Linked DNA regions of Homo sapiens: region 2 is linked to region 1. A link is an interaction called in ENCODE POLR2A ChIA-PET data of the cell type or tissue named here. Cell type or tissue: A673. All regions are shown on one strand. Each heading gives the region's core, and the rest is flanking DNA. Links, peaks and the distances in the headings are about the cores only. Region 1 overlaps KDM4B (lysine demethylase 4B). Region 2 has its middle 20 kb from the start of TINCR.

What was found. Peaks named below come from ENCODE experiments on the same cell type or tissue, not always from the same donor. Only the 100,000 strongest peaks of a DNase experiment are listed, where the experiment ranks them.
Region 2: POLR2A ChIA-PET joins it to region 1 with 6 read pairs; 1 of 35 experiments calls an interaction of 5 or more read pairs at or near these places.

The regions. Positions count from the first base shown.
Region 1 is chr19:5,014,292-5,019,659 of GRCh38, reverse strand. KDM4B (lysine demethylase 4B) reads right to left here. Exons shown (of 23, transcript NM_015015.3): 2 at 3,321-3,403. Among named protein-coding and RNA genes, the nearest start is that of KDM4B, 48 kb to the right of the region's middle. In A673, for the core only: no CTCF peak of the experiment used is centred there; no DNase peak of the experiment used is centred there; H3K27ac peaks cover 269 bases.
Region 2 is chr19:5,545,283-5,550,650 of GRCh38, reverse strand. No RefSeq gene overlaps it. Among named protein-coding and RNA genes, the nearest start is that of TINCR, 20 kb to the left of the region's middle. In A673, for the core only: a CTCF peak has its summit at 2,635 (motif pointing left); a DNase peak (open chromatin) is centred at 2,620.

The DNA of each region.
Region 1 (5,368 bases), core at 225-5,224:
GCACACCAACGTCCACACAAACACCTGTACACCAACACCCCCACACGAACACCCACACCAACACCCGCACACCAACACCTGCACACCAACATCCACACCAATACCTGCACACCAACACCTGCACACCAATACGTGCACACCAACACCCACACCAACATCCACACCAACACCTGCACACCAACACCAACACCCACACCTGCACACCAACACGCACACCAACACCCGCACACCAACGTCCACACCAGCACCTGCACACCAACATCCACACCAGCACCTGCACACCAATGTCCACACCAACACCTGCACACCAACACCCACACCAACACCTGCACGCCAACGTCCACACCAACACCCACACCAACACCTGCACACCAATGTCCACACCAACATCCACACCAACACCTGCACACCAATACGTGCACACCAACACCCACACCAACATCCACACCAGCACCTGCACACCAACACCCACACCAACACCCACACCAGCACCTGCACACCAACACCCACACCAACACCTGCACACCAACATCCACACCAACACCCACACCAACACCTGCACACCAACGTCCACACCAGCACCTGCACACCAACGTCCACACCAACACCTGCACACCAACGTCCACACCAACACCTGCACACCAATGTCCACAGCAGCACGACTCCCAATAGCCAGAGAGGAGGCCACATGAGCGCCCATCAGCAGGGGAGCAGGTCGCCCGGCACCACACACAGCAGAACGCGACTCAGCCATGAAATGGAGCAAGGCTCTGACGCAGGCCACGGAGTGGATGAACTCTGAGGATGGGCCACTCAGTGAGAGACTCCAGGCACAAAAGGCCACACAGTGCGCGATCCCATTTCTATGAGATGTCCAGGACAGGCCAGTCCACAGAGGCAGGAAGGAGATGCCTGGTTTTGGGGTGTGGGGGACAGGATGAAGAGCAACTGCTGAGGGGGACAGAGCTTCCTCTGGGACAATGAGATGCTCCGGAATGAGTGGTGATGCTGCCCAGCCCTGTGAGTGCACCAACGACCTCCAAACTGTATCCTTTAAAGAGTGAATATGATGTATGTGAATTTCCTCTCAGTAAAAGTTAACTTTTACAAAGTGAAGGCAGCCTATCTGGGGACCTGCCAAACCACAGCAAGCCCACATGGTTTGCCCTGAGCTCCTCCTCTCCTTCAGCTCCAGGCCTTCGGAAGCAGGAGCCCTGCTCCCTTACTCCTGTCTCCTGTGCTCTCCCCGAGGACTTTCTAGCACCTCCTGGTTGCTGCACTCAGCACCTTCAGATATAAAGTGGGTTTATCAAGGGCTATGTGGTGAACTTCGGCAGGATGAGGTGACTCACGCCTGTGACCCCAGCACATTGGGAGGTTGAGGTGGGAGGATCATTTGAGGCCAGGAATTTGAGACCAGCCTGGGCAACATAGCCTCTACAAAAAATAAAAAAATTAGCCAGGTGTGGTGTGCATGCCTGTAGTCCCGGCTACTCAGGAGGCTGAGGCGGGAGGATCCCTTGAGCCCAGGAGGTGGAGGCTGCAGTGAGCTATGATCACACCACTGCACTCCAGCCTGGGTGACAGAGTGAGACCCTGCCTCAAAAAAATAAAGCTAACTGGCTGGGCACAGTGGCTCACGCCTGTAATCCCAGCACTTTGGGAGGCCAAGGTGGGCGGATCACGAGTCAGGAAATGGAGACCATCCTGGCTAACACGGTGAAACCCCATCTCTACTGAAAATACAAAAAATTAGCCGGGCGTGGTGGCAGGCTCGTGTAGTCCCAGCTACTAGGGAGGCTGAGGCAGGAGAATGGCGTGAACCCGGGAGGCGGAGCTTGCAGTGAGCTGAGATCACGCCACTGCACTCCAGCCTGGGTGACAGAGGGAGACTCTGTCTCAAAAAAAATAAAAATAAATAAATAAATAATAAAGCTAACTGACAGAGCAAGTTGCTTACTTGGTTCATGCTGTGTTAATTTGGGTACAAAGAAAACAGCTGAGTTTTAGAAAATTGACCATCTTGTAAGGAAGCACAAACTTGAAGGGTAAAAGCAAGATTTCAGGAGGCACAGACAGACCTGCCAATTTCCAAACCAAGTCACCAAGAGACTCGTCCATCCTGCTCCAGCCAGCAGTAAGTTAACCTGGACAAGAGGAGGCGCATGGTTTTCTGCACAGGCCCAAACAGGAAATATCTCCAGATGCGCAGGCCACGCCCTCTGTTCCAGCTAGTCACTTCTCCCACTGTGAGGAGAAGGCAACCAGGGACAATGCTCAGGCAAATGGACACAGCCATGTGCCAATAAAACTTTATTTATAAAAACAGGGGGTCAGATTGGGTCCAGGGGCCATAGTTTGCCAACCACGTGACCAGAGCCTCTTCCCTTACACTTTATGACTTCCCAAAAGAGGCTGGGCTCCACCACCCTCCTCAAGGTCCTAATCGTAGTAGAACAGAAAAGGCACCCACAAATGACTCAAGGGCCCCAGCTCAAGTCCACACTCGCCCTCATTAGCTACAGGGGGCCCTGGATGGGCCCCTTCCTCCCTCTGCACAGGGAAGCGGCACACAATCCAAGGGCGACGCCGCACAAGGCAGCCTTTCCCCGGTGCTCTGCCGGCCGCCGCTGCCACTGCCACCTCTGCCTTGACGGGAGGACACTGCACTGCTCATCCCACACTTGACACCCTCCACTGGGTCACCCGGGCCCTGTGGGTGTGGCCAGAAGGGATGAGGTCATTCTCTCTCTTCTCCTGAGTGGTCCCCCTGGGCTGCCACCAGAGGCACCTCTTTGTGCCACCGGCTTATAAGAAAGGCACAAGAAAAGGAACTAAACCCGGGGCGGCTGGGCCATGGAACTACCTCAAAGGCATTTAAAAATGAGTCTCCCATTTTTAGAGAGCCCTGCTCTAACTGCTCCCCACTTCTGACAGTGTGTGGGGGAACGCCCCTTGAGCTCAGGTGTCCCCAGGGCCGATGCAGACAGGGTAGTGGGTCCTGGGAAACCCCAGTGTCACCCGAAATGCAGGAGGAGCCACAGCTTTTCCAGTTTCTAGAAGTGAGAGTCGGGTGGTTCGATGCCGAAGGGCGAGATGCAAGCCCAAAGCAGACAGGCTTCATGAAGAAACTTGCAGAAGAACCTCCCTACCATGGCCCGCAGGCTCCCGTCTAAGCACAGCTTGCGCCTGGACGTCCCGGGAATTCAGAGCCGGTCAGGCCACCACCTTCTCCCTGGCGGGCCACCCAGGGAAGAGGCCACAGCCTTCCGGTCCCTGGTCCTGTGGGGCCACCTGGGGGCCAGGCCCGTGTTACTTACTTCTGGATGGCGAGGTTCCTGGGTGGAGATGCTCCAAAAATTCGCTAGGATTTGTCAGGTGCCTCCAGCAACAGTGATGGTTCCTAAAACATGCAAATAAAAGCATGATTAACTAAACTGATGGCACGCTCAAGTTTTAATTCTAAATTCGACTCCCACCAGCTGTACGCAGCCCGAGGACGCTTGCCTTTATTCAGATTTTCCACATTCTTGTCAATTTTTAACAAGACAAAAATCCGTAACTATAAGCACTTTACCCAGTCAAGTTTTCCAATGAGGGCCCATTTTAAGCTTAGCTCCTAAAATCTACGGGCCAAGGCAGCGGGAGTATCCGTGAACAGTCAAATGAAACCAAAGAAGCTTCTGGAGGCCTTAAGACGCAGACACCTACTGAGAGATTTTCAAGAAGTTTTGCTTCCTCCAAGGGGAAAAGTGCAGAAAATGCACCCAGTTTTTCCCCCACCTCCCAACACCAAGAGGCAGAGCACGGGGAGAGAGGGGGGCAGGGGCTGCGACCGCACAGGGGCCAAGGCACAGCCCAGGCGTTGAACTTAGTCCTGGACACAAAGACGCTCAGATACTTGTAGGATGGATGCGGAACAGAACTCCAAACTTTGGATGTGACACCAAGACTTTTTTATTTTTATTTTTTTTAAGAGACAGGGTCTCACTATAGCGTCCAGGCTGGTCTCGAGCTCCTGGCCTCAAGTGATCCTCCTGCCTTGGGTTCCCAAAGTACTGGGATTACAGGCATAAGCCACCACGCCGGCCAATATCAAGACTTTCATGGCGGGGCGAGGTGGCTGACATCTGGAATCCCAGCACTTTGGGAGGCCGAGGCAGGCAGATCAGCTGAGGTCAGGGGTTCAAGACCAGCCTGGTCAACATGGTGAAACCCCGTCTCTACTACAAACACAAAAATTAGCCGGGCGTGGTGATGTGCACCTGTAATCCCAGCTACTCAGGAGGCTGAGGCTTGAGAATCACTTGAACCTGGGAGGTAGAGGTTACAGTGAGCCGAGATCATGCCATTGCACGCACTCCAACCTGGGTGACAGAGCAAGACTACGTCTAGGGAAAAAAAAGGACTTTCACAACCTGACCTGCAGCTCCCACTGGACTTGGCACACCTGGGGCTCGGTGGGTGCCCAGGCCTGCGAGCCCTCGTCTCAGAGCTCCACCGGTGCTGGCTCTCAGCTCAGGCTGCCCTCTGCTTCCTTCTGCTCAGCTAATGCCAACTCTCACTTCAGAAGCACTCTAAGGTCCCCTCGGCAGGCCCAACCTCCAGGGCAGAGGAGCTCGCCCCCTGGGGCCCTGGTTTTGTTGTACTTTTTTTTTTTTTTTTGAGACGGACTCTCGCTCTGTCACCCAGGCTGGAGTGCAGTGGCACGATCTCGGCTCACTGCAACCTCCGCCTGCCGGGTTCAAGCAATTCTCCTGCCTCAGCCTCCCGAATAGCTGGGACTACAGGCGCCCGCCACCATGCCCGGCTAATTTTTTGTATTTTTAGTAGAGACGGGGTTTCACCATGCTGGCCAAGCTGGTCTCGAACTCCTAACCTTGTAATCCACCCACCTCGGCCTCCCGAAGTTGTACACTTTTTACAATTCACCAGGACTTTTAAATAACACCAAGTAGTACAGTGGCTCACACCTGTAATGCCAGCACTTTGGGAGGATGATGAGGGAGGATCACTTGAGGCCAGGAGTCTCAACAGCCTGGCCAACATAGTGAGACTCTGTCTCTACAAAAAATTTAAAACTTAGGCCAGGCGCGGTGGCTCACGCCTGTAATCCCAGCACTTTGGGAGGCCGAGGCGGGTGGATCACAAGGTCAGGAGATCGGACCATCCTGGCTAACACAGTGAAACCCCGTCTCTACTAAAAATACAAAAAATTAGCCAGGCGTGGTGGCGGGCGCCTGCAGTCCCAGCTACTCGGGAGGCTGAGGCAGGAGAATGGCGTGAACCCAGGAGGTGGAGCTTGCAGCGAGCCGAGATCGTGCCACTGCACCCCAGCCTGGGCAACAGAGCCAGACTCCGTCTCAAA
Region 2 (5,368 bases), core at 143-5,142, 530 kb before region 1:
TTGTCTCACAGTGGAGGCAAGGAATTGCAACTTTTTTCTATTATTGTACACCTTGAAGGCGAGGTTCATTAAGTCCTGTTGTGGGGTTTGAGGGCCGGAATTTAATTTTTGGAGTTTTATTTAATGTCGGGAGCAGATTGGGTAATAAAATATATTTTGAGAATAAGACGGCCTTTTGACTTTTTAGGGTCTAGGGCTGTAAAGTGTCTCAGGGTTACTGCCAAACAAGTCATGAACTGGGCTGGGTTTTTATATTTGATGAAAAAGAGCCTAAACGCTTCTGATTTGGGATAAAGAAAAAGGAGCATTAACCTCGACTATGCCTTTGGCTCCAGCCACCTTTTTAAGAGTAAATTGCTGGGCAGGAGGGGGAGGGCTAGTCACGGAACGAAACTGTAAGCCGGACCAGGTGTGAGGAGGGGAGGCGATAAAAAAATGACAGGATGCAGGAGCAGAGGCTGAGGAAGAATTGGGACTTAGCTTGGGCTGGCGAGGAGGGGAGAGGTCAGATGGGTCTGTAGAAAAGGAAGATGAGAAAGACTCAGCGACGCTTGGGGTTGGGACTGAGGGGACAGGTGGGAGGGAAAGAAGGAAGATTTGGGACGAGTTGCACTGGGCACAGAGAGTAGGAAGGGACTGATGGACTTCAGGCACCTCAGACCATTTGCCCATTTTACGACAAGAATTATTTAGATCTTGTAGGATGGAAAAATTGAAAGTGCCGTTTTCCGGCTATTTGGAACTACTGTCGAGCTTGTATTGGAGTCAAGCGGCATTGCAGAAGAAAATAAGGCATTTAGGTTTTAGGTCAGGTGTGAGTTGAAGAGGTTTTAAGTTTTTGAGAACACAGGCTAAAGGAGAAGGAGGAGGAATGGAAGGTGGAAGCTTACCCATAGTGAAGGAGGCAAGCCCAGAAAAAAGAGTAGAGACACGGAGAAGGGGTGGGGGGTTCTCGCCCTCCAGAAAAGCAGAGAAGGGGTTGGGGCACGGAAGTAAGGGATTGGGGCACAAAGAGGTCAGGGTGTGGAAATAAGGGATTGGGGTGCAGAGATATAAGAGGTTGGGGTGCGGAAATAAGCGATTGGGGGTTTCTTGCCCCCTAGGAAAGCGGGACTTGCCACTGAGGGTGAAGGAGAAGGGGTTGAGGGGTACTTGCCCCTGCCCCAGGAAAGCGGGACTTGCCACTAAGGGTGAAGGACCAAGGCGGGCGTCCCTGCGTGGTCTGACACCCTTGAAACGTGAGTGTATAATCAGAGAGGCGTCCCTGCAATGATTAAACACCAAGGGAAGGCTGCCTTCCCAGTCCGTGACCGGCGCCGGAGTTTTGGGTTCACGGATAAAACATGTCTCTTTTGTCTCTACCAGAAAATGAAAGGAATTGAAATTAAGAGAAGGGAGAGATTGAAATGTGGCGCCAAGATTGAAAGGAGAAAGAGGTTGAGGGATAGTGAGGGAGGTTGGAGAAGAGAGTAAAAAGAGGCCGCTTACCGGATTTGAAATTGGTGGGATGTTTCCTGGGCTGGTTGGACTGAGGACCTGAGGTGGTAGGTGGATCTTTCTCACGGAGCAAAGAGCAGGAGGACAGGGGATTGACCTCCCAAGGGAGGTCCCCCGATCCGAGTCACGGCACCAAATTTCATGCGCGTCTGTGTGAAGAGACCACCAAACAGGCTTTGTGTGAGAAGCATGGCTGTTTATTTCACCTGGGTGCAGGCCGGCTGAGTCCGAAAAGAGAGTCAGCGAAGGGAGATACGGGTGGGGCCGTTTTATAGGATTTGGGAAGGTAATGGAAAATTACAGTCAAAGGGGGTTGCTCTCTGGTGGGCAGGGGTGGATCTCACAAAGTACATTCTCAAGGGTGGGGAGAATTACAAAGAACCTTCTTAAGGGTGGGGGAGACTACAAAGTACATTGATCAGTTAGGGTGGGGCAGGAACAAATCACAATGGTGGAATGTCATCAGTTAAGGCTGTTTTTACTTCTTTTGTGGATCTTCAGTTACTTCAGGCCATCTGGATGTATACGTGCCAGTCACAGGGGATGCGATGGCCTGGCCTGGGCTCAGAGGCCTGACAGTAGGTATCTAATAAATGCTGTAGCTCACGCCTTTAATCCCAGTAATTTGGGAGGCCAAGGCAGGCATCACTGGAGCTCAGGAGTTCAAGACCAGCCCGGGCAACATAGTGAAACCCTGTCTCTATAAAAACTACAAAAATTAGCCTGGTATGGTGTTGCACACCTGTGGTCCCAGCTACTTGGGAGGCTGGGGTGGGAGGATCACTTGGGTCCAGGAGGTGGAGGTTGCAGTAAGCCGACATTGCACCATTGCACTCCAGCCTGGGTTACAGAGCCAGATCCTGTCTCAAAAAAAAAAAAAAAAAAAAAAAAAAAGCTGCAGAATCTGTGAGTTGACTGCAGGCCTCATTCTGTCCCCCACCTAGCAGGATAAAATGGTGTGAGGATCAGCGGCAGACTCCCTATCTCCAGGCAGATCTGTCTCCCTTAGATGCTGAAAGATGCCAGATGGTAAACGTGTCTCCATTGTAAGAACTGATCTAACTGATCGTCAGCTTGAACTACTTTCTTTTCCTTCAGATTCCGGATTGCTTGATCCTGCCACATGGGCACAGCACTCTCTGGTGGTCGGTGCAAAGGCTGCAGCATTTTAGAAATGCAAATGCCATCAACGTGGGCAATTAAAGATTTCCTGGTAGCCACAAGAAAAAAACAGTAAAAAGAAGGCTGGGCGCAGTGGCTCACGCCTCTAATCCCAGCACTTTGGGAGGCTGAGGCGGGCGGACCTCCTGAGGTCGGGAGTTTGAGACCAGCCTGGTCTCTACTAAAAATACAAAATTAGCTGGGCGTGGTGGTGCACGCCTGTAATCCCAGCTGATTGGGAGGCTAAGGCCGGAGAATCACTTGCACCCAGGAGGTGGAGGTTGCGGTGAGCTGAGATCACACCATTGCACTCCAGCTTGGGCAACAATGAGCGAAACTCCGTCTCAAAAAATAAAAAATAGTAAAAAGAAACAGGTGAAATTAGTTTTAGTAATGTGTTTTATCATTTAAGCATGCAATCTATAGAAAAAATTGTGAATGAGCTATTTTTTCTGGGGTGTGTGTGTGTGTGTGTGTGTGTGTGTTCTGAGACAGAGTTTCACTCTTGTCACCCAGGCTGAAGTGCAATGGTGTGATCTCAGCTCACTGAAACCTCCATCTCCCAGGTTCAAGCGATTCTCCTGCCTCAGCCTCCCAAGTAGCTGGGATTACAGGCACGTGCCACCACACCTGGCTAATTTTTGTATTTTTAGTAGAGACGGAGTTTCACCATGTTGGTCAGGCTGGTCTCGAACTCCTGACCTCAAGTGATCCACCCGCCTCGGCCTCCCAAAGTGCTGGAATGACAGGCGTGAGCCACCGTGCCCGATCCGATAGTCACATTTTAAGTACTCAATAGCTACATGTGGCCAGTGGCTCCCACGTTGGACAACGCGGGTTTAGGTACATGATCGTCACTTTCCCAGACCAATGCAATCACCTCCCTTCACAATCTGTTGCCGCTGTAGCCCCCAGAAGGGTTCCTGTGAGCACCTGGGTCTGGCAATGTCTCTCCTCTGTCCAGAGCCCTCCATGGCTCCCATTGCCTTCGGGATGAAGCTAGAACTTCTCACCAGTGCCTGATTGATCCTTGGCTGCCCCCACCACCCCTGTTCTTTCCACGCAGCCAGCCACATCCACCTACCTGCTTGCCTATTCCCCCACATCCATATTTGTTGCCCAGGCTGGAGTGCGATGGTGCGATCTCGGCTCACTGAAACCTCCGCCTTCTGGGTTGGGAGAGAGGATCACTTGGGTCCGGGAGGTGGAGGTTGCAGTGAGCTGAGATTGCACCACTGCACTCCAGCCTGGGTTACAGAGCCAGACCCTCTCTCAAAAAAAAAAAAAAAAAAAAAAAAGCTTTGCACGCAGCTCCAATGTCCTCCCCTCCAAGGTCGCTCAGCACCAGCCCTGACTCTGCAGAGCTTGGGTGTCTGTGTCCAGCTCCATCCCACAGTCCCAGCCTGGGGATCCTTGGGGGCAGGGTCCCAGGCTGAGTCCTCTCTGGAGCCTGTACCGTGAAGCACCGGGGCAGGGTTCAGAAGGATGTATCACCACACAACCTTGAAGCAGCTGCCTCTGCTCACTCATTCCTTCACTAATTCACAGGTGCATTCACTTCTGACCTTAACACCTGGGAGCTAGGTCGGGTGTTGGAGGAAGCCGAGAAACTGGAAGATGGGGAGTGGAATTGAGCCTGGGTGACCGTGTCACTGTGAACAGGATGAACAGGATGACGTTCAGGCTCCTTTTCTGGCCTTCAAGGCCTCTCCAGCTTCAAGGAGACAAACTTATTAGTCCATGAATGAGTCACACTCTCCTTCACTTCTCTAGGCTTTTGCATACACAGTAAAGCCCTTTCAGCAGACCCTACTCATACCTAGAAAACTCCTATGGATGCGTCAAAGCCCAGAACAAGTCCTCATACCTACGCTGGGCTTCCTTCAGCCTCAAGTCTCTCTTTCTATTGTAGTCCACATACAGGTGGGGGTGGCAGGAAGTGGGGAAGGTTACTTGATAGATTAGTAGTGTCCCCCATAGACTAGATAAGGGTGGTATAAAGTGGGGAAGGATACCTGATAGATTAATATTAAAGTATTTGTTCTCTAGAGGTTCTCTAGAGGGACAGAACTAATAAGATAGATGTATATATGAAAGGGAGTTTATCGGCTGGGTGTGGTGGCTCACGCCTGTAATCCCAGCACTTTGGGAGGCCGAGGTGGGTGGATCACTCAAGGCTAGGAGTTCGAGACCAGCCTGGCTAACATGGTGAAATTTCATCTCTGCTGAAAATACAAAAATTAGCCAGGTGTGGTGGTGCATGCGTGTAGTCCCAGCTACTTGGGAGGCTGAGGCAGGAGAATAGCTCGAACCCGGGAGGTGGAGGTTGCAGTCAGCCAAGATCATACCACTGCACTCCAGCCTGGGTGACAAGAATGAGACTCCGTCTCAAAAAAACACAAAAAACAAAAATCAGCTGGGCATGGTGGTGTGTGCCTGTAGTCCCAGCTACTTGGGAGGCTGAAGCATGAGAATTGCTTGAACCCGGGAGGTGGAGGTTGCTTTGCAGTGAGCCGAGATTGCACCATTGCACTCCAGCCTGGTCTCAAAACAAACTAACAAACAAGAAAACAAAAACAAAAACACTTCAGAAAGGGTGCTCTGAAGCGGGTTGCATTGTCTCTGGATTCAGGACAGGCAGCAACCCCATCTCAGTGGCGTCTTGGGTTCAAATCCTGCCTCTGCCTCCCCTTAGCCAAGGAACCCAAAG